2 separate regions of the Homo sapiens genome follow, and region 1 is linked to region 2. Evidence: chromatin loops called from intact Hi-C (ENCODE). Cell type or tissue: K562. All regions are shown on one strand. Each heading gives the region's core, and the rest is flanking DNA. Links, peaks and the distances in the headings are about the cores only. Region 1 has its middle 310 kb from the start of LINC02737. Region 2 overlaps JRKL-AS1 (JRKL antisense RNA 1).

The links. Hi-C counts contacts between places; a loop is a spot of excess contacts. Peaks named below come from ENCODE experiments on the same cell type or tissue, not always from the same donor. Only the 100,000 strongest peaks of a DNase experiment are listed, where the experiment ranks them.
Region 1: a loop joins it to region 2, with 3 times the contacts of the local background. A loop is called at or near these places in 7 of 110 quality-filtered maps.

What each region holds. Positions count from the first base shown.
Region 1 is chr11:96,810,936-96,822,932 of GRCh38, reverse strand. No RefSeq gene overlaps it. Among named protein-coding and RNA genes, the nearest start is that of LINC02737, 310 kb to the right of the region's middle. In K562, for the core only: no CTCF peak of the experiment used is centred there; a DNase peak (open chromatin) is centred at 5,232.
Region 2 is chr11:96,459,107-96,471,103 of GRCh38, reverse strand. All of the region lies in intron 1 of JRKL-AS1 (JRKL antisense RNA 1), which reads left to right. Among named protein-coding and RNA genes, the nearest start is that of JRKL-AS1, 42 kb to the left of the region's middle. In K562, for the core only: CTCF peaks have their summits at 6,182 (motif pointing left) and 7,087 (motif pointing left); DNase peaks (open chromatin) are centred at 6,163 and 7,103.

The sequences.
Region 1 (11,997 bases), core at 1,672-9,671, 350 kb before region 2:
AATATTAATTTATCACATGGATGTTCTCTGACAAACATCTATAAAATTATACTTTATTATTTTTATCTCCTTTAGACTGTTTTATTTTTCTTGATGGATCTCTTTACCTCTTTATATATGCCTATTTATTTATTTTTGGTATTTTGACACTAGAATATAAGATCCTTTCCTACCGCATTATGTTTTTCTATGACAGGGGCTTTGTATCTTTGTTTATTACTGTATCTCCAGGGTGTAAAACAACATCTTGCATATAGTATAAACTGAAATATATTAGCAGACCAAATACATGAATTAGACAATTTTATCAAAGGAATTTTAACCTAATGGATAGGTGCACAATTACAGTAAAATAAGTCTTATAAATATCCTATATGAATAAAAGCAATGGGCTATGCTGGAAAAGAACCATAACCAATATAGTCTAACTCATAGATCTTATTACCTAATTGCTATCAACTGCATGGATGTAAAATGGGAGTTCTTCTCACTTCTTTTTTCCTTTTTCTTTTCATCTATTTTCTTTCTTGTAATCTGACAGCTCTCTCTAATTTTGAATAATATCCAGCTGTTTTACCTATTGCTTTTTTATTACACTATATTAATTTTACTCTGTAAGTTGGACCAACTATGCTCATAAGAACTGAAATGGAGAAAAATTCCTCTTTGAAAATTTCCATTATACTCAGTTGCAATTCTTAGCCACTAATTATATGATAATACATAATATCATGACATTTGAGACCTAAATGAATCTTGAGATATAGCCACACCAATGCAAGGAAAGCTAGTACCAGTGAATTCCGACTCTGTACCAAGCACCATAATAAGGACCTTATATACAAACATTTCAATTATTAACCTTCATGACAACCATGTATATTATATACAAATCCTTCAAGAAATATGTGTGCTTGTCCTTTTCAGTTATCAAAACAACATACAAAGAAATAAGACATTAAAGGTAATATTTTTTATTTAGAAATATCCTTCTGCTTGGCTGCAGAAGTAGGTTTTACAGTAGTCCACAGTCAAGACAACTCATATCTAATGCCAAAATTTACTGGCCTTATCTCCCCTACTAAATTGATGTTGGGGGTATGGAATTGGGTGTCATGTGGAGACACAGAACTCTGGGCATTGGACTAGAGCAGACACTAAGATCCTTTCCTGGGGTACAGTGTAGCCCATCTACAGTTATGAGCCGTATAATAGCATTCCAGTCAACTACAGACTGCATATACAACAGTGGTCCCATAAGATTATAATATCATATTTTTACCTTTTCTATGTTTAGATATATTTTTACCTTTTCTATGTTTAGATATATTCAGACACACAAATAATTCCCATTATGCTACATCTGTCTACTGTATTCAGTACAGCAAAATGCTGGGAGGTTTGTAGCCTAGGAGCAATAGGCTATACTACATAGCCTAGATGTGTAGTAGGTTATACTATCTGGATTTGTGTAAGTACATTCTGTGATGTTTGCACAACAAAATCATCTAATGAGGTATTTCTCCAAAGGTATCCCTGTCCTTAAGCAATGTATGACTGCACCTCCCTCACTCCCTTTATGAACAATGTCTGCAATTTCTTATGCTCTTAGATTTGGTTTATCCTTTGACCTTCTAATTAGATATTTTTTTGCCTTAATATAGTCCCACCCTGTTTTGCTATGCATTTTTTCTAAATATTATATATTATTAATTCCATGATGCTCCATTTCTGGGAAGAAACTAAGACTCTGAGGAGTTAAATAATATCCATAGTAACCCAGTTCTTCAAGTAGCGGTTCTTTGACTCATGTCTGACTTCACACTATTTTATTCTGCCTAAGATTCAAGATAAAATCTAAACTATAGCCAATGTCTCTTGGATGCAAATCAGTGAAAAGAGGTTTGTACACCCACAAATGATTCACAACAAACTAAAAAGAACTCGATTCATCCCCTCCAGGCTGTATCAATTTTACAAGGTTCTAAGCATTAGTGTTCATAACTAAAAATAAATCAAATTAAGAAATCTTTCTTTTCTGACTTTATAAGAGGATTATCTTTTAAATTATTAATATGCCAGCTTATAAATCTGGCTTTAACAATCAATCGGATGTCTGTCTATGTTGAAATATGGTATTTTTTATATAAAGCAAGATAATGAAAATTTGACTTTGTTATTTTATCGATGTGTTTTCCTTGGATCATATTCCAAGAATGTTGGGTTTCTCCATTAGAGGAGACTGTGAATAAGACATTTTATTAAGGTGATCTATGTATATTCACCCATAATATCTAATTTATTGCCAAACTATGTTGATATTTTAAAGTATTGCTTAGTGAATCTTTTCATCTCTCTGCCATCACCCTGAATCAAGTTCTTATTATCTTGAGTACAAGTCACTGGGGTTGGAGTTATTGCAGAAGTCAAGTATTGCTATGGGTCCCAAGCACAGACCAAAAAATCATAGAATGTTGGAATATATCTTACATCAGAAAACAGGACTATTTTCAAATACATATACCTATGACGAATAACAAAAAACTTACCTAAATTATTACTTAATTTATAAAACTTCAACATTATGTATTTTAATGTATATTTAAAGATCAACTATAATCATACAGGGGCTATAAACAGTTTCCAAAAATAGAAGAGTACACACTCAAAATATTTGGAATGACTTATGAGAATTACAGTTAGTTCCAAAGTGAGCTCTTTACCATTTCTGTATTACAATTCCTAAATTGATAACAAGCAAAAGTTTAGCAACTGTAAAGTGAATAAATAAACTGTGGTATACTTATATAATTGAATACTATTCAGCAATGAGAATGAACTCCATGCACAACATAGGTGGATATCACAAATATAATACTGAGCAAAAGATGGAGACACAGCATAATTTTGCAAGATCCCAACTCCCTGGAGGTTTGGATAGTGGTCACCTTGATAGAAAACAGGGCTAGGAGAAAGCAAAGAGAGAGTTTCTAGAGTGCTGATAATATTTTAACCCTTGTTATTGGCAATAGTTACCTAGATGGGTCCACCTCCACAAGCTGTATTCTTATCTGTATAAACCTAGGTTTTAAGAATCAATTAAAAAGATTACTATCAAAAGTTACTGACTGCCCTAAACTTAAAGTACCTCTTGGGTCATGTTATTTAATTAATATAAAAAGACTTACTAATTAATCTTCCAAATCAAGACATGTCTGAGAGTAAATAAGGATGCCATTAATAGTTACTCCAGTACCATCCCATACAAACCACCTCAGGACATGTGTTTACCCTGTTAAATTTCTTGAATGGTTCTTTCTTTTCTTTAGTTCTGACATAACTATTTATGAACAGAATTTATCAACCTTTTACTCACCCATTTTAAGCTTTTTGAGGTTTGAGGTGATGTCATAGCTACTCTAAATGCCCTAGAAGAGCTAGAAGAGTAAAACTGATAGCGTCAAATTTAGAAATTTAAAACAGCAACATTTGCTCTATTAAGATCAAAGCAGCCTTTGACATTTAAGAATGTTCAGAACTGAGTCATCAAAAAATATTGATTGGGATTATTAAGAATATTGGTCATAATTCAAAGAGCAGGGTAAGACAGAAAGCAGAAGAACATGATGAAACCCATAGAGTAAGGGAGGCCCATAGCAGAAAGAAAAGGATGGTCCCATTGTAAGATGAAGCTGCTTCCAAAGGAAAAACAAAGCTATCTTTTTGCACATGATTTTCATATAATAAATGAGCCTGTGAAAAATTAGAAATCTCATAGGAGACCATTAATTCTTAGGGGTATGTAAGAATTACAGTTTATCTACTATCAACCTAAAGACAGTAGGATATGCAATGTCAGTGGAGAGAATAACTTTTGACCAATTTTTCAGTTATTAATTTCTCATGCATTTTTTAAAAAGGTAAGAAGTGACGATAGAAAGAAAAATAAATTACTTTTTTGGTGGTCTAATAGGATCATTCCAAAAAATTCAAGGCAAACAATAGATTAAAATGTGTATAGTTCTCTATTATCTGGCTAATGTATGCTGTGGGGATTGAAGGATAATAAAGAGGTAGGAAGTTCTCAAAAGTAGGTGATGCATGTTAACTTACTATGACACACAAACAATTAACATATGAGAGGGAACAGGTAGCATTAGAAGATCTGGCTGGGTAAGGTTTGAAGCTCTTGTTCTTCCTCATCAAAATATTGTGGTCCCCAGTGTCGCCTCTCTGATACCAGTTCCCAGTCAGATGTGCCCCAGAGGGTGCTTCCCTCTCCACATCCTCTCCTTCTGCCTAAACAGTCTGAGCATCTAACCCTCAGCACTGAGACTGCTCAAGTACAATTTTAAAAAAAAGGTTCAATTGATCTCTTCATAGTTGATGTGTTGTCTTCTGAAGTTACTTTAAATTATTATTACTCTGGACCCTTTTTCACCCCTGCCTTTCAGCATGCATCACTCTTCACATTGATTTTCATCATTTCAATGTAATTGGAACTAGAAAACGTCCAGCAGGAGCAAAAGTCCATCCACAATAGTAGCTTTTCAAATATCTACTTACTGCTCACCTGTGCAAAGGGGAGATTTGAATCTGATTATGAAGAATCCAGAAAATCCCTTCATTTTTCCCCACTTACACAAAGTAATACAAAAATCCCTCAGGGGAAACCTCCAACAGGACTTATCTGTTTCCACAACTTTTATCTCTGTTGATCCCAGGCTCAGTTACATCAGAATATTTTACTTTTACAGACATTGTTTATCAATTCTTTCCAGCATGAAAAGTATGTATTAAAGTGATCACCTGAGTTATGCCCCAAGGCAATATTAAGCATTCCCTTTCCTACCAAGTGATTTTCTGTCAACTAGTGTATTTGGTACTCTTGGGAAAGGCAGAGATTCATTTATAAAGAATTATGCTACACAGTCATAAATTTAATCCCCCAAATCAATAGCATTTAGATTTTTTAAGATGATAACCAAGGTGCTATCAACAATAATAAAGTCTCTGTTCTTTACAGTCAGATTATTTTTGCAAACGTAAGTATTTGACTATTGGAAAACCACAGTGTTATAATGCCTATCTAGTGGGAGACTTCCCCACTGGATATGTTACAGCAGGAGAATGTAAAGCTTCAGAATGTGTCAATCAGAAAATTTCCAAGAACGATTCATCACCACTCTCATGATATGACGTTAAAGACAGTTTATCTCTACACACCAGACATGTAGAAAGTGGCCCTAAACTGGCTGAAGCAATGATCAGATAATATGGTACATTCACTCCTCTCTGTCATGAATCACAGAGTTTTATACTATCCACTTAGCATTCCCCTGCATATTACAGCCTAATGTAGGAATGTCAAACATTTTAATTCACCAAAGGACAAATGAATCATAAATGTTACAACCCAGACACAGGTTTCACTGTTTATAGACATACTGAGGTGGCAGAGACATGACACCTTCATTTAAAACTAGGATTGGATTTCTGACTGATGCAGTTTTTGACAGAGAACTAATGTGTTTCGGTGCTAGAAATGAAAAATTTTCTCTGTCACAGGTGGTTGAGAATGGCCAGTTACAGAAGCCTATCTTAAAGCTGTTTCTTCATCCCCAAAGATTTCTTGGCCAGTTGGGTTCTCAATCTTAGGACTACTGTTTTAGATACATTATGGTACATCTGGGCACAATGACAAGGAGTGAGAAAAATTGTTTCTTAGCTGTCAATAAAGAAAGTTCTTCCTTCAGGGGCTCTGGTCCATAACTCTACACTGAGATTTGCAGTATCTGCAGCTACGTGTGGAGTTTGGGTGAGGAAGATGGATTGTACCATTAGAAGAGTTTAGGCAGGAGTGCATATTACAAATTAAGCTAAAGGAATTTCTGTGCAACTATCTCTAGGTGAAGAGTGATAGTAGCTGCTAGGTTCATAATTTACATCCTTTATTTGGAGTCAGCTGCAGGTTTTCTTCTCAGTAAACTGGGAATAATACTAACATCCATTTCAAAATATCACTATGAGAATTAAATAAGAAAATGTTTGTTTATTTAAAATAAAATCTGACATACTTTTTCCTACAAGAAATATAAGTTTCTACCACTGTTATCAATAAAGGCATTAACCAGCTCAGCTCTCAAGTATCCAATTTCTTATTTCTATAACATCTGTTGTTTGTTTCTCAAAATGCTATTTTAAGAGTACAAGTGCCAGCAGCAAACACGCAGCACTAAGACTCTGTCCAAGAACTTCCATTTCCATTGCAAGTGGATTTAGACAAACTATGATACAAGTGCAATTAAGAAAACTGTATTTACTTACTGAAAGTCCAGAGAGTCTGCCAAATCCGTTTGAAGACATTAATTTACAGATAAAGTGAGTTCTAATCAAGTTCATATAATTTGAAAAGCAGAGATGAAAGTAGAACTTGAGCCTAGAGCATCAGACTGCAAACCCACATTTAATCTAAAGTAACGAAACTCTTCTAATCTATGTACTGTGATAAGCAGTTTGTGGGGGGGAACAGCATCCTACATGTTCAGTACTATAAAAAATTTAATTAGAATTGTTAAAAGAAAAGAGAGGAGAAATTCATATGAAACTTGAAAGTGCAGCTTCAAATGAATGATTGCTTGGAAGTGACAAAAGTGGGAGTCACCAAGATGACACCAATTATTGACTTAATCATTCATCATTCACTGTGTTATATATGTGAACTGAGCATTTATAGGCTCCAGACTCTGCTAAGCTCTACTGCACAAAGTTAAGAAAGAGAGAGGGGGACAGGGGGAACTCTTGTGGCCAAGGAGCCCACTTTTTTTTGGCAGGACAGAAATATTTAAACAATTGTTACAAAGAATATAAGTTCTGAGATAAAAGTGTAATGCTGGGAAAATGCCAGGTGGAACATATCACTATGTAATACGTTCAAGGGGAATCAAGGAAAGCTGCTTAAAAGGAGGGAGGGTCTAGAAGGTAAAAAACTGAGCCAAAAAAAGAAAGAAATGAATATTAGGTCCAAACAGGTGCAAAAGAAGTGTGCCAAGCAGAACAATATGTGATTTAGGGAATGCGTACAGCATTTGGTATGAAAAAAAAAAAAAAAGAATGGAGTTATTCAAAGCAGAAAGGGGTAAAGTTGGAGGAGAAAAAAAAAAGCAAATTTCAGCTAAGGATACAAACAAGTACATGCCTGGGGAAAGAAGAATGACAATAGCTGGAAAAGACTTAAAATTATCCAGCAATATCTCTCTCATTACGTGGCTCAGCTTCACTAAGACATAAAAATCTCTATGATCAATCAGCGTAAAAGAGCACACAATTATCTGTCCAATATTTAGATACAGGAAAGATGTGCAGTAATGAAAACATCACAAGGAAAATCCAGTTTGAGAGCAAAGATTGCTAAACTGAATATTATCTAAGTTTCTGTCAAACACCCAGACTTGGGCACAAGCACATTGCCTAATCTCCCCATATGTACACCATCGATCTCATAACACACTCCATCTGCCAAACTCCATCAGCACATTATTGAAGAAACACTGATTAAAGGAAAAAAGTAAACCTAAAGTTATCACTAACAACGTTTACATAAAATGAATACCTCTAAAGATAAAAACTGAATTTTTGTCCAAAGCATACAATTTTAAAGAAAGCTTCTGCCAGTACATATTTAAATTACCTCTCCTGATTTCTGACTTCCCTTCTAACATGTAAAGCACTTGGAAGTCATCAGGTTCATTCTTTTTTATTATTATTATATTTTAAGTCCTGGGATACATGTGCAGAACGTGCAGGTTTGTTACATAGGTATACAGGTGCCATGGTGGTTTGCTGCACCCATCAACCTATCATCTACATTAGGTATTTCTCCTAATGCTATCCTTCCCCTAGCCACCCATCCCCCAATAGGCCCAGGTGTATGATGTTCCCCTCCCTGTGTCCATGTGTTCTCATTGTTCAACTCCCATTTATGAGTGAGAACATGTGGTGTTTGGTTTTCTGATCCTGTGTTAGTTTGCTGAGAATGATGGTTTCCAGCTTCATCCATGTCCCTGCAAAGGACATGAACTCATTCATCCTTTTTTATGGCTGCACTGTATTCCATGGTGTATATTTGCCACATTTTCTTAATCCAGTCTATCATTGATGGGCACTTGGATTGGTTCCAAGTCTTTGCTATTGTAAACAGTGCCGCAATAAAAATATGTGTGCATGTGTCTTTATAGTAGAGTGATTTGTAATCCTTTGGGTTATATACCCAGTAATGGGATTGCTGGGTCAAAATGGCATTTCTAGTTCTAGATGCTTGAGGAATTGCCACACTGTCTTCCACAATGATTGAATTAATTTACACTCCCACCAACAGCGTAAAAGTGTTCCTATTTCCCCACATCCTCTCCAGCATCTGTTTTTTCCTGACTTTTTAATGATCACCATTCTAACTGGCGTGAGTTGGTATCTCTTTGTGGTTTTGATTTGCATGTCTCTAATGACCAGTAATGATGAGCTTTTTTCCGTATGTTCCTTGGCCACATAAATGTCTTCTTTTGAGAAGTGTCTGTTCATATCCTTCGCCCACTTTTTGATGGGGGTTTTTGGGTTTTTTTTTTTGTACATTTGTTTAAGTTCCTTGTAGATTCTGGATATTAGCCCTTTGTCAGATGGATAGATTGCAAAAATTTTCTCCCACTCTGTAGGATGCCTGTTCACTCTGATGGTAGTTTCTTTTCCTGTGCAGAAGCTCTTTAGTTTAATTAGATCCCATTTGTCAATTTTGGCTTTTGTTGCCATTGCTTTTGGTGTTTTATTCATGAAGTTTTTGCTAATGCCTATGTCCTGAATGGTATTGCCTAGGTTTTCTTCTAGGGTTTTCATGGTTTTAGGTCTTACATTTAAGTCTTTAATCCATCTTGAGTTAATTTTTATATAAGATGTAAGGAAGGGGTCCAGTTTCAGTTTTCCGCATATGGCTAGCCAGTTTTCCCAACACCATTTATTAAATAGGGAATGCTTTCCCCATTGCTTGTTTTTGTCAAGTTTGTCAAAGATCAGATGTGTTAGATGTGTGGTGTTACTTCTGAGGCCTCTATTCTGTTCCATTGGTCTATATATTGGTTTTGGTACCAGTACCATGCTGTTTTGGTTACTGTAGTCTTGTAGTGTAGTTTGAAGTCAGGTAGCATGATGTCTCCAGCTTTGTCCTTGCCCAGGACTGTCTTGGTTATGCAGGCTCTTTTTTGGTTCCATATGAAATTTAAAGTAGTTTTTTTCCAATTCTGTGAAGAAAATTAATGGTAGCTTGATGGGGATAGCACTGAATCTATAAATTACTTTATGCAGTATGGCCATTTTCATGATATTAATTCTTCCTATCCAAAATAATGGAATGCTTTTCCACTTGTTTGTGTCCTCTCTTATTTCCTTGAGCAGTGGTTTGTAGTCGTCCTTGAAGAGGTCCTTCACATCCCTTGTAAGTTGTATTCCTAGGTATTTTATTATCTTAGTAGCAATTGTGAGTGGGAGTTCACTCATGATTTGGCTCTCTGTTGGTATGTAGGAATGGTTGTGATTTTTGCACATTGATTTTGTATCCTGAGACTTTGCTAAAGTTGCTTATCAGCTTAAAGAGATTTAGAGCTGAGATGGTGGGGTTTTCTAAATATACAATCATGTCATCTGCAAATAGAGACAATTTGACTTCTTCTTTTCCTATTTGAATACACTTTATTTATTTATCTTGCCTGATTGCCCTGGCCAGAACTTCCAATACTATGTTGAATAAATGTCCATTCTTAAAACAAGAAAACTGAACATCAATGACTATGTAAACCTATCAGAAAACTGAGGTCACAGGACCAAAAAAAAAAAAAATCCCCCAATCTAGAGAGACAGGTACATCCAGAGAGATACAGCAACAGTAATATACTTCGAAATAGAAGCCCCCCTGAAACATAAATTTAGAAGAATGCATATAATTTTAGTGGATTCCAGGAGGCCAAATATGGATCAATGTAAAAGTAAAAAACTGCAAATAATTGCAGTTTGAAAGGGATCCCCATACTTCTGTGGACCTTACCAACAAGAACCCACCAGATTCTCATGATGAAGATCCAAGAAAGAGTTCCTCTGGGTCTTAGCAAGGAAACAGAATCTCCTTTATAAGACATGGCAAGAGCCTTCTTCATAATAAAAGCCTTCTCTCCACAGAAAAGTATTTTGCCAGAATATAATTTTGAAATCTTATCACGGCTGGGGGAAGGGAATTTCCTCCCCAGTAGAGATCCCTGCAAAATCCTTTTACTCTCCAAAGGGAAAAAATACGTAGTTAACAGGGGATGGTGTTTCAAGGAAATAGATTAGGAACACTGAAGCCAAGAAAGAAATTAAGAGGCAGGGGTGGAGAGAGGAGGAAGTACATCAGTGGAGAAAAACTGGTGAAGGTCACAGCCACAAGATGCAGGCCAACTAAAAATCTGAAACGTCATCAAAAGATTATAAAATGCTCCTCCTGCCCTATACCCTCACATTCCAGCAAAAAAAAAGATAATGTAACACTGTAAGAGTGGAGTAGAGCTGAAAAAAACTGCAAGATCTATCAAAAAATGCAAAAAAAAAAAAAAAAAAAAAAACTAGACCATCTCTAAATAGTATTTTCAAAAGCCCAAAGCCAAGAGGAGAGAAAAATATGACATTAGTGGTGTTAAATACCTCTATCTGGCTGGGCACGGTGGCTCACGCCTGTAATCCCAGCACTTTGAGAGGCCAAGGTGGGTGGATCACCAGAGGTTGGGAGTTTGAGACCAGCCTGACCAACATGGAGAAACCCCATCTCTACTAAAATTACAAAAAATTAGCCGGGCGTGGTGACACATGCCTGTAATCCCAGCTACTCAGGAGGCTGAGGAAGGAGAATTGCTTGAACCTGGGAGGTGGAGGTTGCGGTGAGGTGAGCTCGTGCCATTGCACTCTAGCCTGGACAACAAGAGTGAAACTCCATCTCAAAAAAAAAAAAAAAAAAAAGCCTCTATCACCAACAGCTACAGCAAGCATTAAAAACAGCCCAACGCCTAACTCCTAATAGAATAACATATGATCTCATACTCAAGGTCTGTTTACCTTACTTCCTATCTATATCCTGCTCTCCTCTTTCATTTCTAATTTTATTTATTTGAGCAGAATTATTTACAATAGCAGGTTATAGAAACATCCTAAAGGTTTATCAACAGATTATTAAAGAAGTTGCCATATATATGTGTGTGTGTGTGTGTGTGTGTGTGTATACATATATACACACATACACAATGGAATATTATTTAGCCTTAAAAAAGAAGATTCTTATATTTGTGACAACATAAATGCACCCAGAATTATGCTAAATGTAACAAGCCAGACACATAAAAAATACTGTATAATCTAACTTATATATGAAATCTAAAAGACAGAGGAAAGACAAAAACTGAAATATATGGAATCAGAGATTACATAGGCAGTAACCAGTATTGAAGAGGTGGGGGAAATATAGGCCAAAGGGTACAAAAATGCAGTTATTTGGATAAATAGGGCTAGAGATCTAATTTACATCACAAGGTCTATCATAAGAATATTATATTCTGTATTGGAAACTTGCTAAGAGAGTTGATTTTAGGTACTCCTACCCTTACCCCAAAACAAATCAGCTAGCTATGTGAGATGATGGATATGTTAATTTACTTGACTATAGTAATCACTTCACCATGTATATGTCAAAACATGAAGACTTCTATGATCACATGTTGGGAGATGGTTTCTTCCTATCATCAAGTGAGCAATCAATTCTGCAGCAGACACCAGCTGGGTACCCACCAATTCAATTCTGACATTATCTACCTAAAGATAGCATCAGATCACACAGATTAAGTGCCAATCCAATACTGCCTCCAACTTCAGACAATGGTCACAATTCTGAGCCTCTGAAACTTCTGACCCTCTAGCTTCATGCTGGGGTTC
Region 2 (11,997 bases), core at 2,633-10,632:
AAATAGTAATTGAGTACCTTTCCTGCTTCTGAACCCCATCTGGCTTCTGGGCATCATTAGAAAACATGAGGGGCGGTGGATGTTTATTTACCCTGAAAAGACCCTCTTATCAGAGCGTCATCCCTTAGGGATTTGAGTTCTCAAAAGAAGTCTTTATTTCAGAACGTTTAGGGGGAAAGAAGATACTATGAATGCTTGAAGGTATTATGTCCCTTTTTCCCATTTCCCCTTTCAAGAACGAATATGTTATCTAAAATAGTGCATATCCTAAGTACCATAGTCTCTAACATTAGAGATTGTGATTCACTCATTAGTTTTCAGCAGAAAACAAGGGCCTGAGGAAGAAGGGCAGCATGAAGGAGGGGGGAATTCTGGGTAATGGCAGGAAACAGAAAAAAAAATGGCATGACACAGAGGAAACATATGAGTCAGAACCACATAGCCCAAAGTTTGATCCCAAATCTACATGCTACTTTTTCTGAGATGGGTAGCTTTGAGCAAATCACATAAACCATATGATTTTCAGCTTTCTCATCTAGAGATTGTTAAAAATAGTACTGGTCATATATCATGATACTTTTATGATAATTAGACATATGACATGTCTGGTGCCCTCACTACAGTATTTGGCCCAAGGAAGTATTCAATAAATGGCAACAATTATTAACAGTACTAGCACTTTCCAGTGAAGTATGACATTGTGGAAAACCAAAGAACAAACAGGTAGAATAGGAATGTGGAAGTACCTGCTAAAGGCAGAAAATCTCCAAATAATGCAGAGATGCATTTAGTAGACAGTTTCAGCATTTAACCTAGCCTAAATGTATTTTAACATTGCATAACAGAGAATACCTATCTCTCATATGTCCCTCTCTCTCCCCCTCTATTCCTGTCTCTCTTTTTCTCCCTCTATATTAAACACCTACACTCCCCAATAAAGAAATAAATAATAGCACATTTATAGCACAACAACAAAACTACAAAACTAGTGTATCTGGCAAAAAAGCAAAGCCTTCTGCCACCAGCATCGCCAGGCATTTTGCACCCAGAAGATGCATGACAGCAGAATCCCCAAACAATGCTGCTTTACAAGCCAAAGTGGGGGTAACCTCAAGGAGGTCAAAGCCAAGGAAATGTACCATGCACATGAAAGCACAGCTTTGAACAGGAAAAAAAGCTAAGAAACGTTCATAACACTTCTGCAGCCAATCTGGCATGCAAAAGTCAGAAAAAGCAAGTTTTTTCAATCCAAGGCAATCAACATCTTTTGTAGGTAAAACGGCAGCACTCCAAGAAGCCACACAAGCTCTCCAATAACTGCTGTGTCTGTAAGTCATAGGATAAGGTAGGCAGCATGGAAAAGACTGCTGACCCCACACCCACTGCCAGCCACAATCAAACATCTAATATGAGGGAGAGTTATTTACAGGCACTAAAATCTACTTAGCACTATTGTCATATACCAAAGTCTACAAGCGAAATAATTCCCAAGGGCATCTGGGCCAGCTGTCACCCTGACTTCACAATGAATGGAGTTTGTTTTGACAGCTATCTGCTGCCATTTTTGCCTCTATATAACTTTTCTAATATCTTCCCTCCTCTTCTTTCTACTCCACGAATTAGCTTTTATTGAGCACCCATTTTGTATGTGCATGATGCTGTGGCAGGGACACAGATAAAAAAGCCTTGGGTCTTGACCTCAATACATCCATAGTACACAAATAGATAATGAGAGTATAAAGTGAGAAGTATCTAGAAGAATAAAACTAAAGTGGGAAGGAGGGAGCTTAATTCTGCCCAGGGAATCAATCAGAGATCATAGAGGTAGAGACATTTGAAATGGGCATGAAAGGATCTATAAGTATTTATGTCTGAGAGAATGGAAAAAGCAACCCAGGCAAAAGTCTCGTAATAGGAGATATGTGCGGGGCATTGACCATGTTCTATGTGGGATTTGGTAAAGAAAATGGCATGATGTGAGGCAGGAAAACTAGTCTGCGGGAAGATTCCCAAATCCCTAAGCATTCGTCCTAGCAACCATTGACATGGTCTGTCCTTTCATTCACCCCCATCTGCTCAGTGCCCAGCACGTGCCTGATGTGGCATAAACCTGGGGTTGTAGCTGTGTACAGCTCTTTATAGTACCCTCACCCAGATCTGCCTTATACCTTAACACTTCTAACTCCAGAAAGATCCCCCTCTGTGGACTCTGAGCCCTCCAAGGAATTACTAACTAAAGCATTAGAAAAGTTGAGGCCAGGCGTGGTGGCTCACGCATGTAATCCCAATACTTTGGGAGGCCAAGGCAGGCAGATCACTTGAGGTCAGGAGTTCAAGACCACCCTGGCCAACATTGTGAAACCCCATCTCTACTAAAAGTAAAAAAAAAAAAAAAAAAAAAAAAAAGCTGGGCATGGGGCATGGTAGTGGGCATCTGTAATCCCAGCTACTTGGGAGGCTGAGGCAGGAGAATCACTTGACCCAGGAGGTGGAGGTTGCTGTAGCCGAGATCACGCCACTACACTCCAGCCTGGGTGACAGAGTAAGACCCTGTCTCAAAAAAACAAAAAGAAAGAAAAAATAAAAGAAAAGTTGAATGCCTACTCTTCCAGTGGGTTTTTGCATTTTAGAAGAAGACATATTGACTCAAATGGAAAAATTGGCATGGAAAAAATTTTGAGCAGAAGAACCATTCTGCCCTTCATAGCTTACCCTTAGGTGTCACTCCTCATTCTCTCTGCTTATCCTTATTTCTGAATTAGAAGAGCAGAGGTATACCTGCTTATTTGCACCCCACTCCTGATCTTTGATTTCTCTCCACTAGAAGTCACGTCAGTTCTCACAGGAATTCAAGAGGTTTCAATCTCACCCCTGCTACACATTCACGTGACAGATGAGGTTCACATATGGAACACATTTTCCAAGTGCAGCCTATATAATGGCCTGAAACACAAACAAAATCAACCTGAGATTTTGTAGGGTTACTAGGATGCTACATATACTAGGATACTCCATTACCCTCCCACATAAGAAAGCATGCTGGAATGAAAGTAAGCCTGGGGTTACAATAGGGATAGTCTTGAATCCATTCTAATTTGTAAAGGAAAAATTGTAAGCAAATGTTGTTACTTCACTACTAGTATCACATCACATGAGGCATGCTTCTAAATGATCCTGTTCCTCTAGTATGACACATTACCAAGCTGGAAAGTCACTGGCAAAGGTTCATACATATAATCTGACAGTTCTCAGTAGTACACTGTATGTCAGTAATGCATCTATAGTTTTCAAAAGTGTCCAGTTCACTCTTAAGGCCTACATTACAAATAGTTTGATTCGACTCATTAATGTGCTATACATACACCACAAAGTCCTACTAAACAAAACCAATAACCTTACGGAATTGTCTTTCTATTTTCTAATTTCTAATGTTCTAACTTCCTGTGTGTTGAGGTTTCAACATCAGCAAGTGTTTGCTTCATTTTAATAAAGAAAAATACTTTTAATTTTATTTGGCATATAAGCTAAGGTTTTTTGGAATACTATAGCTTAAATGATTATTTTTTAAATAACTAATAAAATTTTTATGGGCACTACATCCCTTGAACAAAACTGCAAAGGAAATTTCAAACAAGATCTTGAGTCCTTCATCAGCGAGCTTGCCATGAAGGAAACATTCTAAAATCTCAGTGGCTTGTAGCAGCAAATATTTGTTTACTACTCACATGTCTGCATCTGTGGAATGGATGGGGTACTAGAGCTTTGCTCAACTCTGTACTACATTTCCTTTCATACCGGGACCTCAGGGAAAGATGCTTACTTTTGTGGCAGAGGCTAACAAGAAGCAATCACTTTTGAAGTTTCTGTGCAAATATAATGTTTGTCTCATTGGCTCACATACTGTTGGCCAAAAAAAAAAAAAAAAAAAAAAGTCACATGGAGTAGCCCAACATCCGTGAAGCAAGAAAATACATTTTTCCCATAGCAGGAGAGGGAAATATACATTTGCAAAGAATAATACAATCGGTCAAAGAACACCTTCTCTGGATATTCACTTTCCTTCCTTTCTCACTCAAAGTTACTCGCTCCCATTAAATATACCTTGAAAATTGCATCCGCTTACGGCATCAGGTGCAAAGTTGAAGATCTTGTGGTACTCTCTAAGTCAGGAATAAAATAACTCATACACACTCACATAAAATGGTGAAACAGGGACAGAACAACTACAATGAAACCTCCATTCATGAAGAGGAAGGCAGACAGACACTTAGCCATCAGTAATACACAGTAATTTTGAAATTCTGCTGAACAAGCATCATGAGGCCTCCTAACCTAGAGCAGGGAATATTTCTTGAGTAGCCTCTGTTCAGCTCTTGAGGAGGTAGAAGTGGAGATACCCTCAGTCCATCATTCTCTGTGTCTTGAATCCACCCTCTGGAACATCTTCTCTTTTTGGTTATTCTTGTTGGATGCACCTGAGGAGAGCATTGGAGACAATGCCATTCTAGGGGAAGGAGCAGCTTTCTCAGCCTGCCTCTTGCCCAAGAAAATTGGGGCACAAATCATCTCAAACAGTTACAGTCTCTTTGAATTGAAGATGACAGTGCTTTTGGCAGTACAACTCTTTCAAAGATATAGCTATTTATCTATGTGATTACATTTCTGTGTGCCAGTAGCTGCTACCACAATTATTTTGTAGATGTATGTTTTTCTTTAGACTTAATTAAAGATATTGTGTGCTTATCTAGTTATGGCAGAACTGTGCCCTTAGGATTTGTGGCCACACCCCTAATTTTAGCTGTACCTATGTCTTAATCAGTGTTTTTGGCTCAAAACATTTCTTAATTTTATTTTTTATCAATTGATGATTGAAAACAGTTTCACTTTTCAACTCTGAAATCCCAAAATTTGGGACTCTGTGTTTTCTATTTCACTCCTTCCTACAAACAGGCCAGTTATTTTCTGTATTTATTTCCTTTTAAAAATATCTTATCAAATGTAGCTAATAACCAACTCACACTAGAAATATTCCTTTTAAATACCCCGCCAGCCAAAGCTACAATTTCATGAGGTATACTCTCTGCCTCCAAACTTATCACCATTGCAGAAAAACTATATTACATCGATCACCACTTTTTTTCAATTTCCTTTACAGTTTTCTTACCACCTACTGCTTTATCCTGAAGCAATTGTGACACCATTTTTATTTTCATAAAGTAGTTCCCCACTCGTCATATCAATTTCTATATGAGTCAGTTTGCTGCACAAAAAGCAACCCTAAAACTCTAGTGGCTTACAACAGTAAACAGGTTTCTTGCCCAAGTAACATGCCAGCGAGTGTCACTTGGCTCTGAAAACCTTGGCTCTGTTCCATAGAGCTTCACATTCAGGGACCCAGGCTGACAGGCAGCCACTCATGCATTCTCATAACACATGCATTCTCATGGCAAAAGGGAAAGGCAAGAGGCTAATGCCTTTATTCTTAAATCATATTTAAGGTCTTTCCTTGAAATTGGCATCGTTATTCTTCTCACATTCCATTGACCAAGCTCAGCATGATGGCATGGGTAATTTTCCTCCCATTGGGAAAAAGGTGGAGTAAATATTTGCAAATAATAATACAACCTGACCACATGCTGTACTGAAAGACCTGAGTAATAAAATTTTAGAGTTGGAGATATACTACGCAACACCAGAAAACTGGTGCAATTAGAAGGATTTTCACGAGATTAATTATTTTTTTCATCATTCTGCAAAGAAACTATAAGAAACCAATGTAGCAGTTGATTTTATGCTGTGAAACATCACAAAGATGTCGTTCCAAAGTGATTAATATCCAGAATTGCTTCTATAAAAGAAAAACATAAAAAGAGAAGCATAAGTGTTCTTAAATTTTTACTTTGCTTTATAAAAATTAAAAATGTATGATAGTAAAGTACATTTTATGTATGGTTGCAAAAGCAATCTGAATTTGCTAAGTCCCTCTAGTTTACATTTGATGCAGTCAAGGACTTTTCGTCACAATCAGAAGAAGCATTAGAAAGAAAAAAATCTGTCCAGAATTATGGGGTGTTTCTAATTATTCCTAAATAATTCACAAATGTTAGTAAATGCAGAGATTCCGTTTGAATGGGAGCCCTGCTGAGCTAAAGGCCTCAGAAAGATAACAGGGTAATGAGTGCCCTCTAGTGGTAAATCAAAGCTTTTGACTTGTAAACAGAACAGAGAGAGAATGTCGTTTTCCTCATTTTGCTGCTTAAGCTGTACTCTGCGGACGAAGGGGAAAATGTTGAATCTCAACATTCTAAGACTCCTTTTTCCTGTGCCTGAAACTTGTTTATTTGATACTTAAAAGTATTAAGCAATTCAATTCTCCTCACGTAAGAATAATAGATGTTATATGTCTATTACTTTCTTATCCTAAAGCTGTCACAAGTATATATTCAATTTTATTTTTAAAAAGAAATAAAATTTTTACCCCGGGGATGTAGCTTGAAGAATAATTTGCAATTTAGATTTTGTTTGTATTGATTACAGGTCAGCACAATCACCAAGAAGAAATATCTAAGTAGTTTCCAACTCCTGATATTTCCAAAATGATTACAGATTTTATTATTCAAGGTCACAGTCACCTCATTTTACCAGTGTCAATGAAAACCTGATGTTATCTGTTAATTAAGAATCTCCATGGCGGCCGGGCGCTGTGGCTCACGCCTGTAATCCCAGCACTTTGGGGGACCGAGGCAGGCAGATCACCTGAGGTCAGGAGTGCACGACCAGCCTGGCCAACATGGTGAAACCCCGTCTCTACTAAAAATACAAAAAATTAGCTGGGCGTGGTGGCGGGTGCCTGTAATCCCAGCTACTTGGGAGGTTGAGGCAGGAGAATTGTTTGAACCTGGTAGATGGAGGTTGCAGTGAGCCGAGATCGCGCCATTGCACTCTAGCCTGGGGCAACAAGAGAGAAACTCGGTCTCAAAAAAAAAAAAAAGAATCACCATGGCAATGAAAATGGATATCTTAAGTGCTGCTGCTGCCGCCGCTACCACTGATGCCACTGCAATTTATGTGTGAGTTCCAAGTGCCCTCTACTGGGCAAAATACAGTGGGTGAACAAGCTGTCTGGATTCTAGTCTGGATCAGCCCTCTCCCCTTGGAGTTCCTAATCAAGCTGAAATACCATTTTAAAAATGTAAAAGCTCAACCTATGTAAAGACCATAGGATCAGACTTTATGCTAAAATCGTGGAAGGAAAAAATCATTAAAGCTTTATTGTATATGGATGAATAGTTTGCAAATACCATGCTTTTCCTTTTTACTCAAATCTCATTTCAAATACGATTGCCTCCATGAGAAATTAGAAGCTATTAGAAAACAAGTCATGGACAATATTTTAAAACCTGACTTTTCTTCTCGGCACTTAGATAAATTTCTTTTTCTTTTTCTTTTTTTTTTCTTTTTTCTTTCTTTCTTTTTTTTTTTTTTTTTTAACTTAACAGGCCTGGAATCCAACTTGTGCAGGTTTTCCACCCCCTGGGGAGATATAGAAAGTCTGCTGAAGTTCTCGCTAAGCTCCCAAAAAGGCAATGCCTCCCCTGTGTAGTTGAAAACGTTAACATTTGCAATTATCAGCTCAAGTTTTAGGATAGAGTAAAGTGATCTAGTCTTGGAGAGAAAGGGTAAGAGGGCTACTTTTTGGCTTCCAGGAGTTAGACAGTACTCTGGTAATGGCAGGAGCTATTATTAATCCTCTTGGTCAAACTTCCTTCTGTATGCCTGGGATCACGCCCTTATGAACCCCAGTCCACTTTGTTGGGTTTTTTTTCCCTCCTCCCATGATCTCTCTAAGCTATTAAAGCCCTAAATTCATTCGTTGGAGTTCTGGGGGGAAAAACGGTCCTTTTTTGTAAAATGAAGGAGAAAGACAATCTATAGTCCCTGAATTCAAGAGCAAAGCATCTTTTGTCTACAAACCCTTTTCTTCCGAGAATTGTATGTATTACCAAAGCATGAGATCATAGCCCAGCTCCTAGTAAGTCAAAAGAAATATATCTGCATAAATAGAAATTCAAATAAACTACTTCCAACAGGGTTTAAACTATTTGTTTAGCTTCTAAAATATTAACAAAATAATCTGAAATATGATGACTTCTGTACGTGTTGCCTTTCTGTAATAAAAGTGTTATGGGCTGAATCATGTTCCCTCAAAATTCATATGTTGAAGTCCTAATCCTCAGTACCTCAGAAGGTAATCCTATCTTTATAAAGGTCATAAAGTTGAAATAAGGTAATTAGGGTGGGACTTTATCCCATATGACAGGTATCCTTAAAAGAAAAGAAGATTTGGATACACACACACTCAGAGGGAGGAGCATGGGAAAACACACGAAGACAGCCACCTGCATGCCAAGAAAAGAGGTGTCAGAAGAAACTGACCGAGCTGATTACTTGATCTCAGACTTCTAGCTTCCAGCATTGCGAGAAAATACATTTCTGTCATTTAAACCACCTAATCTGTAGTACTTTATATGACATCTCCAGTAAACTAATACAAAAAGTGAGGTTGGCATTACTTCCATGGCTCTAAACTGTCAGGATAAATATGTCAGCATTTCTGTTAGCCTTTGCCTCAAGATTTTTGCCTCCAGGTGGATATCCAACTAATATAGCTCCAGGCATCATGTCTAAACTCAAGAAAGAAAGAGGGGAGAAAATACCCTTCTTTTTATCAAAAACTAATTATTTTTAAAGGATCCTTTCTGTTGCAAGTACCTGAAAACTCAAGACTCAAACTCAGAATTTATTAGCTCAAGAATTAGAAAATCCGGGGTTGCACCAACATTAGGCATGGCTAGACTCAGAGATCACATACATTATCTGGATTGAGATTCTCCATATCTTTTTATTTTTCTGTCTTTGTACTGCTTTACTTTTCTGCTCATGCTTATCACTAGAAATTCCAGGCTTTTTCCTCATGGCAACAAGATTCTGGCTGCTATAGCTTTAGCAACACAGTCTTTCAAGATCCAGTCTAGCAAAAATGAGTTCCTGTCTCCCAGAATCCCTACGTACAAACACACATATGATGCTTCTTTCTTGGGCACACCCTCATGGTGTAATTATGTAAAATGCCTCTTCATACTCTTTTATCTTAGCCTAAGCACTAGGAAGTCTGTATTTACGTAATAATGTTGATAATTATCAACATTGTAAAGAGTAAAGGGCTACTCTTTATTAAGCACTTTATTCCAAGCATGGTTCAGTATCTCCTTGAATCATCACACTATCTAATGTAACAAGAACAATTACCCCACTTCCAAAATATTACTGAATATTTTTTAAAACTTTTTAAGAAGTAACTAGTCATGAATAGGTCAAATAATTTGCCACATATCACTAAGATAGAAAATAGAGCCAGGAATTAAATATACTTTTGTCAGTGTCTAAAATCTTCAAACTCTTAACCACGATCTGAATCCACTTGATTCCATATTGTTTTTCAGAAAGGATGAAGCTTCTAGCTCTTTGTCTCCATTTCAAGAACTTCCCCTGCAATCACTTCTACCCAGTCAACCAATTCCCACTTACTCGGACTATGCCTATTATCAATTCTTCAATCATGAAAGGTTAATTTTTAACAAATAAATGCTCCCTTCTTCCCCAACCACTCTAATTTTAGGAAAGAAAGATTTCCGCTTATCCTAGTAATGAGAAGCATTTGAATTCTACATAGTCACTCAAACCCCTGCCCCTTTACAAGCTAACCCATCTTTTTAAAATTTCTCTGACTTTTTTATTATGCAGTTTTACTCTCTTTGAAGCATATTTAGAAGTCAGTCCTTGAAAAACACTGGCATGCAAAACAATTGAAAATAAATAGACAGCAATTATGCCAATAGATAAGGATAAAAATGAGGGTCCCATTTTACATTGCCTTCTTTTCAGCAAAGATCTATTTTCAGTGCAGAGGTCAGATGAATTCAATAGTATCTCTCTGCTGAAATCAGAAGCTAGCTGGCATCATCAGCACCAAGTAGAGCATGGAGCTGAGTGCACTTACAAAGCATGTTGGAAGATATGGACCCTGTCTCTTTAGAGATGACAAATCAAGAGGATACACAATCTTATTTGATGGGTGCTTTACTCAAGGCCACATCAGCTAGGAGATACAATTTGGAACTAAAATGATGTTAAAATATAATTTAGCCTCATCTGAAGGTTTGAAGGAGTCCATCTGTACCCCAATTACCCCCTCAAGCAGAGGTGCCCTTCCTCTAAGATCATTTATGTAAGTGTAACCCCCATTAGATTAAGTGGTCCATGAGGACAGTGGCTACATTGTATTTCTTGTTAAATGTGGCTGGCCTGTGGCTGCAGAGTAACCATCATACAGAGGATCTGTGTTAATCGGGATAGGCTAGGTCTTTTTATTGTAACAATAAACCTGGTAGGCTAAACACAAAAAGTAGTTTATTTCTGGCTCAGGTTACATGTCCCTTGTGGGTGAGCAAGAGGCTCTGCTCCACACAGTCACTCAGGATCTCAGGCTGACTGAGACTCCACAGTTAGCAGCCTTACCATCTGGAATAGGCAGCACTCTTATGGCTGCAGCCAGAAAACGGAAAACCACATGGGCTTTTCTATACTTCAGGCTGGAAGTGACACATGTCACTTCCAGAAAGTACTGCTCTTTAACCTGGGCCCCACACCTCAGGGGGATCTGGAATTTAGAGGGCCGTACCAGTGCCTGGGACTTAGCTAGGCCTGGCAGTGTAACACAGGAAGAGCACCCCAAGCCAAGACCAGGACCTACATGAGCTCTCACCCCCATTTTTACCCTTTAATATGCACTCTGACCCTCTATCCCATACATAGAGTTAACCAGAGTCCCAGAGCTCTAGGAAGCTCTGGGACTTGCACCTAGAGGGTCATCCTGGCACCACATGTCTGACTCTGGTTCTGGGGCTCGGGGGGATAGCCTAAAGGAGATTACTCCCAACAAGCAGTGTGATATTTCGTTTATGGAATTATACAAGACTGACTGCCAGAATGGTAACAACATGCTATTTTGGGTGATTCTCACTCACATTGGACACAAGACAAGCTCTGTGTTCTGAGCTACCATCTGTCCCCCACCATCTCTTGGGTTTAAGCCCTGTGTCTACCCCTGTGTCAGCTCTTACCCATCTGTGTTCAATTCACAACATCTCCGGTCTACAGCATCCAAGGGTGACAGAAGGCATTTTTTATTCTGTGTACCTCCCACTGCTGTCATGCAGTGCAATCATGTCACCCTTTTTGAAGGCTCTGCATCACATGAGAGAGAAAGTCTTGAAGAAAGGTGGAGATTGCCATTCTCCTTCAATGGATTTTTAGATCATTGCTGCTCAAAGTCAATAGGGTCTCCCAGTTGATGTCTTTTCTTGCTTCCAATTGTGCTGATATCATATTCTACCAGGTCTGTCTTAAGCCATGTCACATTAGGGACTAAACACCCCTTATGTGAATGGTACTGCACTTCTCACTCTACCTTTCCTGCCAGTGTCGGTGTGTGGAATTCAGGGATATAGTCAACAATGAAAGCAATAGTATTCTAAGAATGAAGTGATTATAGCCTAAGGAGTTTAAGAGAAACGTGGTTGGAAGATGTGCTATAATTCATTTAGACTACAAAAATCAGAACAGTACATTTAACATAACCAAAATTGAATTATCATTCACTCTTTCCTTCATACACTGGGTTAGACTTGCATGTGTGGTTATCATCAAAGAAGCACAGTAACAACTTTTGAGAGAATCATTCAAAGCCATTATTCAGGGTTGGTGGGATGGATAATGCAGCATCAGGAGTGATGCTGTAACCAGCATTGAACCCATGGAATTAGAAAACTGAAGAGGCATGAAGATCTACATTGTTTCAATACAAACAGCTTCCAATGGACCATGGCATTGTAAGTAATAATATTATTACCTTTTTCTCCCCAGTAGGAAATATAA